4 separate regions of the Homo sapiens genome follow, and all the other regions are linked to region 1. A link is a contact called in ENCODE Hi-C or POLR2A ChIA-PET data. All regions are on one chromosome and are shown on one strand. The core of a region is the stretch at or near the end of the contact, and the rest is flanking DNA. Distances in the headings are between cores, read along the strand shown. Region 1 holds the start of SMIM1 (small integral membrane protein 1 (Vel blood group)). Region 2 holds the start of TMEM52 (transmembrane protein 52). Region 3 holds the start of PEX10 (peroxisomal biogenesis factor 10). Region 4 holds the start of TNFRSF14-AS1 (TNFRSF14 antisense RNA 1).

Region 1 (2,719 bases), core at 98-2,597:
GCAAGAAGCCAGCTCAGAAACTCAGGCCCCAGGCAGTTCTGAGACTCCCGGCACTTCCATGTCTGCCTTCCCCCAAAGCCCAGAGAGGCAGAAGGAGCTGTCTCAAAGCCATAAAGTGTGCCTTCGGTGGGAGCCCTGGCTCAGTGCAGCCTGGCACTCAGGCCCGGAGAGGCCCAGCCTCTACTGGAGTATGGGTGCTGTTTTCCCGGAGCATGTGGAGCGGTCAGCTGCCTACCCGAGGTTCACGCCCTCTTGCCTGGTGTGCAGAATCCCATTCTGGTCCCAGCAGCAATGTGCCAGCCCCAGGTAACAGCCATGACCCGGGTAAGACAAGCTTAATACCACCACCCCTGCTTTCCCAAGTCACCCAGCTGGGGTCCAGGAGCCAGGGTGCAGCAGGGGATGGGAGAGTTTGCTTCTGTGAAAGCAGCAGCAGCCACCTCCTTCTTCCAGACTCGACGTGATGGCTGGAGCTGCTGGAGCTGCAGCAGCCGCCTTGCAACCCGACATCCACGCAGCATTAGTCTCGGGAGTGCTGAGGCTCCAAGTCCACAGCAGCAGCCCACCATGGGCCTCCCGGTGGGAGGGGTCAAGCCCAGTGTGTTCAACTCTGGGATCATGGGTTCCTGTCTTGCTGACGTAGAACACGTTGTTCCCAAGTCACCCCGGTGCACAGCCACCAGAGCCGGCCCTTGAGGCTGGCCTCCCTCACTTGCTCAGTAAACGTCTCTCCACACTCATGTGATGGTCACAGGTGTGGCGGCAGGAACCCATCAGGGACTCCCCTCCAGGCCCTGGGAGGCTCCCGGATCCTGGCACCTCCTGGGGGCTTGTGAGTGCAGGAAGGCCCTAGGTACACAGGCGCCCCTCCATAGACCTCTTCACCCCACAGCGCCTCAGGGCCCCACACTTACCCGGAGAACCTTGCCTGAGGGCTGGGGCCTCTGGGCCAGGTTGCGGTCAGGGCCTGGCCAGCGGCCCGCACCTCCCAGCGGGGCAGGTCGTGGGCTGAGGTGCGGCAGACGCCTCGAGCCTAAAAAAATAAAGGTGACCGGAGAAGCCGATCTTGCTAAGGGCCGGGAAGGGAAAGTGGCTGGTGTCGGGGGTCCCCAGCAGCCACAAGGAGCCGGGCAAGGAGCCGGGCGGGCAGTTCCGGCCCTGGCCCCGCACCGCGGGTTAGGCCGGTGGGGGTCAGTCCAGGGCACGCCCCCACCCCCGCCAGTTCTCAGCCAGCGAGGCCGCGCACAGTCGCACCTGCCCACTGCGGCCGCACCGGGAAGCCGCAGCCCGGACCCCGCGCGCCTCACCTGTGTCCCCGCGTCTCTGGGCTCCGCAGGGGCCGGGCCTGGGCAGGGGGCGAGGGCGGGGGCGGGGCCACGCGGGGAAGGGCTGGAGCCAGCAGCGGGGAGGTGTCTGGTCCGGAAGGTGGCGGGGCTAGAGTGGTGGGCGGGGCCATGCGGGGAAGGTCTGGGGCCAGTAGCGGGGAGGCGCCTGGTCCAGAAGGGGCCGGGGGCGGGGCGAGAGGGGGCGGGGCGAGAGGGGGGCGGGGCCATGCGGGGAAGGGCTAGGGCCGCAGCGGGGAGGCGCCTGGTCCAGAAGGGGCTGGGGGCGGGGCGAGTGGGGCCGGGAGACGCCTCGTCCGGAAGGGGCCGGGGCTCTAGGCCGCCCAGCCCCGGGGCCAGGAGGTGCAGGGGGGCCGGGCAGGGTCTGCAGAGGGCTGCACTTTCTGCCCCCAGACGGCTCGCCCTTGGGGCCTCCAGGGTCCCCGACCTCCTTCACCCCTGCTGGAGCCCCTCCGACGCCACGAGCCTCCCAGCCCCGCGGGGACCCGGCTGCAGCGCCGACGAGACTGCGGGAGGCTCTGGGCGCGTCTGGGCCTGAATGCTGGGTTCGGGGACCCGGCCGCGGGGACCGTCCTCCTCCGGGGCTTGAGGGGCGTGGCGCCCGCACGTGGCCCACGCTCGGTGCTCGCGGCGGGAAGGGAAGCAGGTGTGGGTGGGGAGCAGAGAAGGGTAATGGGGAGAGTCCCTTCCGAAGGTGTTCAGGCGCCCAGAGCCTCAGAGGCGCCGGGGAAGCGTCGGGGACCACAGACACCGTTCCCGTGCGTAAAGCTTTCCTTCCAGGAGCGGGGGGATGGGAACAGAGCCCCCCACCCTCACCATCTTCCAGAGGGGTCCTCCAGCAAGAGAGTGCCCCAGCCAGGAGAGCCCCCAGGGCAGAAGGTCACAGACCCCTTCTGCTCAGGCGTGAGGTCTGTGCTGAGTGCTGGGCGGACACCCCGGCTCAGGCCTCTGGCAGCCTGGTGCCGCAAGGGGACCTGTTAGGAGCTAGGGGCACAGGCTGGTGTGCTGACTCCCTGTGAGTGAGCTTTGGAATGGGGAGTGTCCTTGTAGCTCAAGGTCGCAGAGGAGAGTAGGCCCCCGCGTGGATCCCAGAGAAGAAAAAGGTGGGACAGTGCCAACACCGGGGTTTAATTCTGAGTCTGAGAGCAGGACGCATGGTGGGGGCGGGTGGTTCTGGAGCTGGGCCCCGGCCTCTGCTGGGCTGACCGTATTTGGGGGCCTGGCTGGGCCTACTTGGAGGTCCCCTTCTTGGATTTGCTGGTCAGGAAGGCCTCTGACTGTTGCAGGGGGGGCACTTTGACGCCTTTCTGCTTCAGCTGATTATAGTAGTCGCTTCTCTCTGAGATAATTCTCTACACAAGAAACACAGCCGTCGA
Region 2 (2,719 bases), core at 136-2,635, 1.9 Mb after region 1:
GCTGGGCAGGCAGGAAGGGCCCTTGAGGACCGTGGCACAGGCCTTGGGAGGTGAAAGGCAACTTCAGGCAGAGCCCAACAGTGGAAGGAGTGATGCAGTGAAGGGGCAGGTATGGGCAGAAGAGCCACGCAGAGGAGGCCCTGCCCTCCAGGGTCACTGCCCTTGTGGTAGGGGTGGGGGACACTGAGCAGCGCCCACATGTGGAACAGTTCTGAGCAAGGGGTGCATGCCCCTCCTGCAGTAAGATGGACCCTGCCCCTTGCTGTGCTGACCACCTCCCTTAGCCTGACCACCAGAGAGACGGTGTGCTGTTGGTCCCACGGGGAGCAGAGGGCACCAAGAGCCTAACAGGGCCCCTGGCCTGGTGGCAGAGGGATAAGGGTCTGGGGTCCCCCTGGAAGAAATGGCCCCAGGCCTGCCCCTGCACAGGGAGCAGCAGACATTGCAGGCTGAGGGAAGGGCACTGGGCTCCCTGTGGCCCTCGGGAATGGAGGTCACATTCCCCAGGTGGGGCATGGCCCCCAAGGCCAAGTGCTTTGGGAAAGTGGTCTGCACCCAGCGCCTCAACAGCCCAGAGCCAGGGCCAGGCTCCAGCCCCCTGGGCCAGCCCCCAGACAGCGCCTGCAGCGCAGGTCCACAATCAAGTGTCCAAACACCAAGTTCGGGATGCCCAGCATCTTGGTGGCGTTACCCTACAGTCCACCTGGAGCCCGCCTGCGAGACTGGACCCGAGGGACCACACCCAAGGCAGCCACGACTTTCCAGGCCAGCTCCCGAGGGTCCCCGGGCCACGCCCAGACCAGCAGCAGAGCAGGCCACGCTCGGCCGAGGTTAAGGCGCCGTGCCCGGGCTGAGGACGAGACCCACCGTCGCCTCACGAGTCTGGGCCAGGTGGAGCTGCGGGGTAGGGCTTGTGGCGGACAAGCCCTCTGAACACGTTGGGCGTGGCCCAGTGGGAGGGGATTGCGCTGAGCGGGGTATGGTGGGCGAGGCTTACGTTGGGCATGGGGCCAGTGGGCGGGGTTTGCATTGAGTGGAGGCCCAGCGAATGGGGGCGTCTCGTGGGCGAGGGCTCCTGTGGGCGGGGCCTGCGGCGAACAAGGCTTGCACTGGGCGGGGCCCAGTGGGCGGGGTTTATGCTGCGTGAGGCGTCCTGTGGGCGAGGCCTGCGACGAACGCGGTTTGCTCTGGGCGGTGCCCGGAGGGCGGGGTTTACCCTGCGTGGGGCGTCCAGTAGGCGTGTGCGCCTGTGGGCGGGGCCTGCGGCCAGCGGGGCCCGGTGGGCGGGGTTTACTCTGAGCGGGCGTTCTGTGGGCGTGTCATGTGGTGGGTGTGTCCTGTGGTGGGCGGGGCCCCATAAAGCCGCGCCGCCGGGCTTTGCTCCAACCTCCTCAGAGCATGGCCCGGGGGCCGCTGGCCGCCCGCGGACTGCGGCTGCTGCTGCCGCTCCTGCCGCTCCTGCCGCTCCTGCCGCTGCCGCAGGTGGGTCGGGCGGCGTTCTCTCTCGGTTCGGCCACCGCGGGGCGGGTCCCTGCTCGGACCACGCCCCTCCCGGGCTCACCCTTGTCCCCACAGGTGGCGCTGGGCTTCGCGGACGGCAGCTGCGACCCCTCGGACCAGTAAGTCGGGGGGGAGGGAGCCGGGGCCTGGCCCCGCCCTATGGGGAGGCACGGGTGGCGAGGTCGGCCGTCCCATGCCCCGCCTGCTCCAGGTGCCGCCGTCCCCACAGGTGCCCGCCCCAGGCCCGCTGGAGCAGCCTGTGGCACGTGGGGTAAGTGGAGGCCGCGGCGGAGCCGTGCGTCCGACGGTTCTGGGGCGGGGGTCACCGGGGCCAGGCCCGCCAGGCCCTTACCTCACCAGGCCGCCTCCGCTGTCGCCCAGTCCCGGCCGCTGGCGGGAACTGACCTGGAGCAAGCAGGACCTTCCCTCCCACCTCTCCCGCCTGGCCTCCGCGGGAGTCCCCTACGATCCCGCTCAGCAGTGGGGCACTCGCTGAGGACAGCGAGTCCTGGGAGTGAGCCCAAGGCCACCCCTGGCCAGCCCAGGAGAGATAGCCAGGGCAGGCCCAGCAGCCCGAGGCCAGGCTCTGGCCACGGCGGTCTCCGACATGGAGAGACATTGTCTGCTTTTTATCCTGTTAACCTGTCTTCGGTGGTTGTGCCACGACATTCCCCAGGGTGCAGGTGCCCGGTGGCCGAGGGTCAGTCCAGTGGTAGAGCCTTGCTCTCCTAGGCTCATCCTGCTGGCGGTCCTCCTGCTTCTGCTGTGTGGTGTCACAGCTGGTTGTGTCCGGTTCTGCTGCCTCCGGAAGCAGGCACAGGCCCAGCCACATCTGCCACCAGCACGGCAGCCCTGCGACGTGGCAGTCATCCCTATGGACAGTGACAGCCCTGTACACAGCACTGTGACCTGTGAGTGCCTAGGGGCCCGCCAGTTGAGGGTGGAGATGGCGGGGGTAAATGCCAAGCCCGCCTCCACGAACCCACTCTGGTTCCCTGCAGCCTACAGCTCCGTGCAGTACCCACTGGGCATGCGGTTGCCCCTGCCCTTTGGGGAGCTGGACCTGGACTCCATGGCTCCTCCTGCCTACAGCCTGTACACCCCGGAGCCTCCACCCTCCTACGATGAAGCTGTCAAGATGGCCAAGCCCAGAGAGGAAGGACCAGCACTCTCCCAGAAACCCAGCCCTCTCCTTGGGGCCTCGGGCCTAGAGACCACT
Region 3 (2,719 bases), core at 112-2,611, 1.4 Mb after region 1:
GAGGTTTGGTAGCCAGAGGGCCTGCGGGGCGGGGCCACCCAGGCCATGCCCCTTCCCTGTAAGAGGGGCCATTCCTGCAGTGTGGGGCTCTGGCTTTGTGACTGGGCTGTGCCAGTCTGGGGATGATCCCACAGCTGAGCTCCTGTAGATGGAACCAGAGGTGAGGCAAGGAACTGGAGGCCCTCCCCACTGAGGTCAGCGGGGCGCAGACGCCCCCTTGTCGTGCCCTGCCTTCCTCCTGCAATCCTGCAGGACTCTCCAGGGCCAAGTGCTGCCCTTGGGGCCAAAAAACAGGGCCTTCTCCTTCACCTGCCCTGCAGCCATTCAGGTATGTACCAGGCATCTCCTGCCCTCCCTGGCCAGGCGGCCCCAGAGGCACAGGCCGCAGACACCGCAGGCGACCTGCGTGGGCCTCCAGTTCCCGCCCCAGCCCTTCCCACCCCCAGCTCAGGGCAGGTCCAGCTGTGGCCAGCGGCTGGGGAAGGTTCTGTCCCCTCCAGGTGTGCGGCCTTGGCAAGTGCTTCAGGCCTCCCTCCGCTCGTCCCCTGGGAGCAGAGGGATCGGAGCGCCTGCGATGTGGTTCCCCAGAGCACCTGCGGGGCTCAGGCCAGGCAGGGTGGAGGGTGGAGGGTGGAAGGCCACCTTCCGCCCGTCCTGGAACCACGCGGCGGCTTCCCGGCTGCCCCCCACCCGCCAGGCCCTGCCTCCCGTGGGCACCAGGGGGGCGTCCACACCAAGCCGGCCGTGTGCTTTTCGCGCAGGATTACTGGGGAAGGCGGCTGCTCGGGGCCTGGAAGGTCCCGGGTCTCGCCTCGTGCCCCTCTGGCCCCCAAACCGACCGGCTCCCCGGAACTGGCCAACCCGCGCTGAGAGCCCGCGCAGCTCAAAGGGCGCGAGGGCGGGACCGCCGCGGCCGGCGCTGGGAGCTCGGCTTCCCGAAGACCCAAGCGAAAGCCTCCGTCTCCCCAGCCGTAAATGGGCCTGCAGCGTCTCCACTCCGCAGCGCTGTCCCCAGTGGGAGGGCGGCCCGTGGACGTGCAGGGAGCAGAGCAGGGGCCCCTGGCAGCGTAGGACCCCGAGGTCGCAGCAACCACGCGGCCGCGAGCCCATCCCGCTGCCTCGCCAGCGCCCCTCGCGCGTGCCCCGCCCCCACCTCGGCTCGCGGGCCCCGCCCCGCTCCGCTCCGCCCTGCGCCTCCGACTACCTTCCCGCTGCCCCGCCCCGCGCTGCGCTGGTTCGGACTCCAGCCCCGCTTCCGCCCGGGCCCTGGCCCCGCCTCCAGCCCCAGTCCGGCCCCGCCCCAGCACCTTGACGCAGAGGTCTGCGCCGCACGCAGAGCCACGTCGTGCCGTCATCAGTTCTCGCCCGTCTGGGCGTGGGCGTGGCCGGCGTGGCTGCTCGGGACCACCCGAACCCGCGGCCATGGCCCCGGCCGCCGCCAGCCCCCCGGAGGTGATCCGCGCGGCGCAGAAGGACGAGTACTACCGCGGTGGGCTGCGGAGCGCGGCGGGCGGCGCCCTGCACAGCCTGGCGGGTGAGGGCCGGGCGCGGCCGGACGTCCTCGCGAGCGGCCCAGGGGGTGTTGCCCCTCATGGAGGCGGGGTGTCTGCCGTGTGTGGTCACGGTCGCCTGGGCCCGTCCCACAACCTGGGACCCGGCAGTCTCCTTCGCCTGCCCTGCGGCCATTCAGGGATGTGCGGGGCACCTCCTGCCCTCCCTGGCCAGGTGGCCCCAGAGGCACAGGCCGCAGACACCGCGGGGGACCTGCGTGGGCCTCCAGTTCCCGCCCAAGCCCTTCCCGTCCCCAGCTCAGGGCAGGTCCAGCTGACGCCAGCGGCTGGGGAAGACTCTGTCCCCTCCAGGTGTGAGGCCTTGGCAAGTGCTTCAAGCCTCCCTCCGATCCTCCCCTGTGAGCAGAGGGGTCAGAGCGCCCGCGGCGCGAACGCCTCATACCTCGGTCCGGTTCACACTGACCCCGGCCTTTCCTAGGCCTGAGCAGCAGCCCAGGCCCCTCGCCCTGCTGACCCCAGTGTAGGCTCAGCCAGGCCCTGCCTGCCTCACCAGGCCGGGAGCTGAGTACAGAAGCCAGTGTACTCAATGAAGCAGCACCTGTCATCCCAGCAGTTTGGGAGGCAGAGGCGGGAGGATCGCTTGAGCCCAGGAGTTTGAAACCAGCCTGGGCAACATGGCAAGACCCCGTCTCTACAAAAAATCTGAAAATTAGCCGGACGTGGTGGCGGCGTCTGTAATCCCAGCTCTTCAGGAGGCTGAGGCAAGAGAATCGCCTGAGCCCGAGGGATGAGGCTGCAGTGAGCCATGATTGTGCCGCTGCACTCCAGCCTGGGCGACGGGGCCAGACCCCATCACCGATTAAAAAACGAAAAAAAAAAGATGCCGGGTGTGGTGGCTCACGCCTGTAATCCCAGCACTTTGGGAGGCCGAGGCGGGTGGATCACTTGAGGTCAGGAGTTCGAGACCAGTCTACACAACATGGTGAAACCCCGTCTCTACTAAAAATACAAAAATCAGCAGGGCGTGGTGGCGCGTGCGTGTAATCCCAGCTACTTGGGAGGCTGAGACAGAATCACTTGAACCCGGGAGGCGGAGGTTGCAGTAAGCCAAGATCGTGCCACTGCACTCCAGTCTGGGCAACAGAGTGAGACTCCATCTCAAAAAAAAAAAAAAAAAAAAAAAGGCAAAGCCATCAAGTCTTTGGGGG
Region 4 (2,719 bases), core at 220-2,719, 1.2 Mb after region 1:
TGGCCTCTTACCTGGGTCACACATTTGGCACTGCAGACACTTGCTTAGGCCATTGAGGTGGGCAATGTAGGTGCCTGGAGGGCAGGGTTCACACACTGTGCCCGTCAGCTCCCCGCAGGCCTCCTTCACACGATAACCTGCCGCCCAGAGAGTGGGAACTTCGCAAGTCTGCGGGAGGCCCCTTCGGGAGCCCACCCATCACTCCACCCGCGCCCAGAGCCCAAGCAGGGAGACACCAGCTAAGGGGACTCAAATGGCCCATGAGCCCCACGGGACACAGCAGCCCCATCAGCCATGAGCAGAGCTGCTCTGGGGAAAATCGGAAAGTTCTGGAAGCACATGGGGCCTCCTGGGACACCTGGCCCGGCTCTGGTATGTGCCCCCGAGCCCATGTCTCTGGCCACGGTGGGCCAGCCACGTCTCTCAGACCCACCCCCTGTGCAGTGTGACTGTGAGGGTCCCCCAGGGTGAAGAGTCCAAGCTGCTGGCCTGGGGGTTCTGCCCTCACTGTCTGCACACCTAGCCCCAGGGCTTCATCACACCCATGGCTGTGGGGGCAGAGAACACAGGGGTGTCTGGGGCAGAAGGGGGCAAGAGTGTCTGCCCTCGGCCCACAGAGCTGGCCCGCCAAAGGGCTGCACCTACCTGGACTGCACTTGGGGCAGCACTCGGAGCCCACTGGGTACTCGTCCTCCTTGCAGGACGGCAGAGCTGGGGCGTAGCAGGGGGCTCCCAGGAAGGTGAGATACAGCACCTAAGGGGGTCAGGACAGGCATTGGGAGATGCCCTGGCTGCCCTGTGGGCTCTGCCAGGCTTGGCCCCACAGCCTGAATCTCCCTCTGTGCAATGGGGAGGAGCGGCAGTGCCTGGTAGAGAGGACAGAAGCGGGCCCCAGGCCAGGCTCATGGAACAACCTTGCCGACCGCTGGAGCCCGGGATAGGGTGGGGACCGCCCCTCCTCCAGCCCTGATGACGCTGCCTGGCAGCGCGGAGCCCTGGGAACTGGAACTCTGCCCTCGCCAGGGACCCCACACCCCACACCTGGGAGCATTGAGCCCACTGGGCAGACAACCTGCCGGCCCCCCTGCTGGCCTAGGTTGGACCTGCTGACCCCTGAAGAGCCAGCAGGGGCAGCCAGGGATGGGCCCCAGAGGCTCACAAGCCAGACAGTGGGTGACAGGCTGATCAGGGCCACATCGGGGAGGGTGGCTCTGCCGTGGCCTCGTTCCTGGGCTGGCTGATGGGCAGTCGGGGGCCCCTGATGGGGATAGTGGCTGGACAGGCAGGAGTGCCACATGAGCATGGAGAGTATCCCCACCCCACCCACCTGGGTCCAGCCCCCTGCTGCACACTGATCTTATCACCTGTCACCAAGGTCAGGGCTGCCGGGGAGTTGGGTCACCTGCTCGAGGGCCCCGCCCAGAGACGCCCAGAGACACCCAGCCCCCAGAAGTGCCCACATCCGGCCAAATGGGGGCTCACCAGCTGCCCGTGGACGGAGTGGTGAGTGGGGGACACACGCAGGAGGAGGTCTGCTGGGTAGGGCTGTGGCTCTGCTGCTCACCCCACTGTGGTGAGCCCAGTGCTGGGGGTCTGGGTTGACCCGAGAGCCCCAGGCAGCAGGGGACGGGCTGGACGCCGGAGCCAGCAACGGCCAGGACAGGGGCATGGGGAAGAGATCTGTGGGAGGCCCTGGGGTCAGAACTGGGATCTGCGAGCAGACGGAGAGGAGGCTCGGGGGCTCACCAGCCTCAAGACGTCGGTTTTGGGGGTGGATCTCCAGGGAGGAGGCCCCCAGTCTCCAGGAGGCTCCATGCCTCAGGCTCAGACCGGCAGCTCGGGAACCCAGCTAGCAGGATGAACTCCAGCAGAGGAACTCAGCGCCATTGCTGCGGCTGTGGGCCAGAAGAGAAAGAGAAAGAGAAAGAGAATCCGCCTCGGTGTGACAAGCTGTGCCTCAGAACCCGAGCAGCAGGAGAGTGGGCAGCAGGGGGTGTCTGGCAGCAGAGAGGGGCTCAGGCCTGCTGGGTGGAGCGGCGCTGGGGGACACAGGTGGGCCCTGCGGGAGGCAGGAGCTGTCCAGGCAAAGCCGAGGGGAAGGGCCGGTATGAAGGAGGCGCCCGATGGGAGGGGCGAGTTCTCCCCCTGCACCATTCCAGTCCACTCCGGGTTTCCTGTAGAAGGGGGAGCCCCCCAAAGTCCATCTGTGTTTCCCCACCTCACTCACACACTCAGGGACCCTCGGCTGCTCCCCGGGGCGCTGACTGACATTTTTGCCGAATAAAGGGGCCCTGTGGGTTTCCTGTTCCCATCTCAGCTTCTGCTGAACAGGGTAAACTTCCCTTCCGAATAAAACCACCAGAATGCGGTCTGGCCAATTTCAGTCATAGACCCACCAGGCCTGTGTCCCTGCGTGAGGGGGTGGGAAAAGCCCAGAGTGCCCCTACCCGTCCCCTGGGAGGGGTGGAAGGGCAGCTCTTGCTCCCCCTGCAGAGACGCTGCGCGGACTGGGAAGGCTGCCAGCCTCGCCCGGTCTCCCTGTGGACCCTGCCCTGACCCCACCCCAGCTTCCTGGCTCCCTGCACCCCACTGGGCTTCCCTGCCCCACAGAGCCTGGTGGTAGGGAGACCTCCGGATGGAGACAGCCCACAGTCCCGGAGCCCCAAGGCAGGCACCAGTGAGTCCCTCGTGACGGCCTCGCTCCCTGCATCACATGGAA

What was found. Hi-C counts contacts between places; a loop is a spot of excess contacts on that map. ChIA-PET counts read pairs that join two places held with the same protein, here RNA polymerase II (POLR2A). Pooled maps may share reads with other maps.
Region 2: a pooled map shows a loop between it and region 1 (13-fold over the local background). The contact joins the promoter of TMEM52 here to the promoter of SMIM1 in region 1. A Hi-C loop is called at or near these places in 2 of 37 single-sample maps with no recorded cell type and 8 of 50 pooled maps. POLR2A ChIA-PET finds 5 or more read pairs at or near these places in 1 of 52 experiments (OCI-LY7).
Region 3: a loop to region 1 is called in a pooled map, with 13 times the contacts of the local background. The contact joins the promoter of PEX10 here to the promoter of SMIM1 in region 1. A Hi-C loop is called at or near these places in 3 of 37 single-sample maps with no recorded cell type and 7 of 50 pooled maps.
Region 4: a pooled map shows a loop between it and region 1 (2.8-fold over the local background). The contact joins the promoter of TNFRSF14-AS1 here to the promoter of SMIM1 in region 1. A Hi-C loop is called at or near these places in 2 of 37 single-sample maps with no recorded cell type and 7 of 50 pooled maps.

What each region holds. Positions count from the first base shown.
Region 1 is chr1:3,771,377-3,774,095 of GRCh38, reverse strand. SMIM1 (small integral membrane protein 1 (Vel blood group)) reads right to left here and starts at 1,347. Exons shown (of 4, transcript NM_001288583.2): 1 at 1,308-1,347; 2 at 915-1,033. It overlaps CCDC27 (coiled-coil domain containing 27), which reads right to left. Exons shown (of 12, transcript NM_152492.3): 12 at 2,451-2,695. The coding sequence ends at 2,573. RefSeq lists enhancers at 1-483, 484-999, 2,286-2,719 and a silencer at 1,061-1,940.
Region 2 is chr1:1,917,945-1,920,663 of GRCh38, reverse strand. It overlaps TMEM52 (transmembrane protein 52), which reads left to right and starts at 1,385. Exons shown (of 5, transcript NM_178545.4): 1 at 1,385-1,482; 2 at 1,576-1,619; 3 at 1,730-1,771; 4 at 2,233-2,411; 5 at 2,502-2,719. The coding sequence starts at 1,399. RefSeq lists enhancers at 21-613, 614-1,207, 1,267-2,068 and a silencer at 1,149-1,788.
Region 3 is chr1:2,411,206-2,413,924 of GRCh38, reverse strand. It overlaps PEX10 (peroxisomal biogenesis factor 10), which reads left to right and starts at 1,361. Exons shown (of 6, transcript NM_002617.4): 1 at 1,361-1,534. The coding sequence starts at 1,423. RefSeq lists enhancers at 392-971, 972-1,552, 1,553-2,133, 2,134-2,714 and silencers at 636-1,235, 1,396-1,775.
Region 4 is chr1:2,555,761-2,558,479 of GRCh38, reverse strand. It overlaps TNFRSF14-AS1 (TNFRSF14 antisense RNA 1), which reads left to right and starts at 1,469. Exons shown (of 7, transcript NR_037844.2): 1 at 1,469-1,503; 2 at 1,784-2,719. It overlaps TNFRSF14 (TNF receptor superfamily member 14), which reads right to left and starts at 2,109. Exons shown (of 8, transcript NM_003820.4): 1 at 1,747-2,109; 2 at 646-754; 3 at 12-137. The coding sequence starts at 1,815.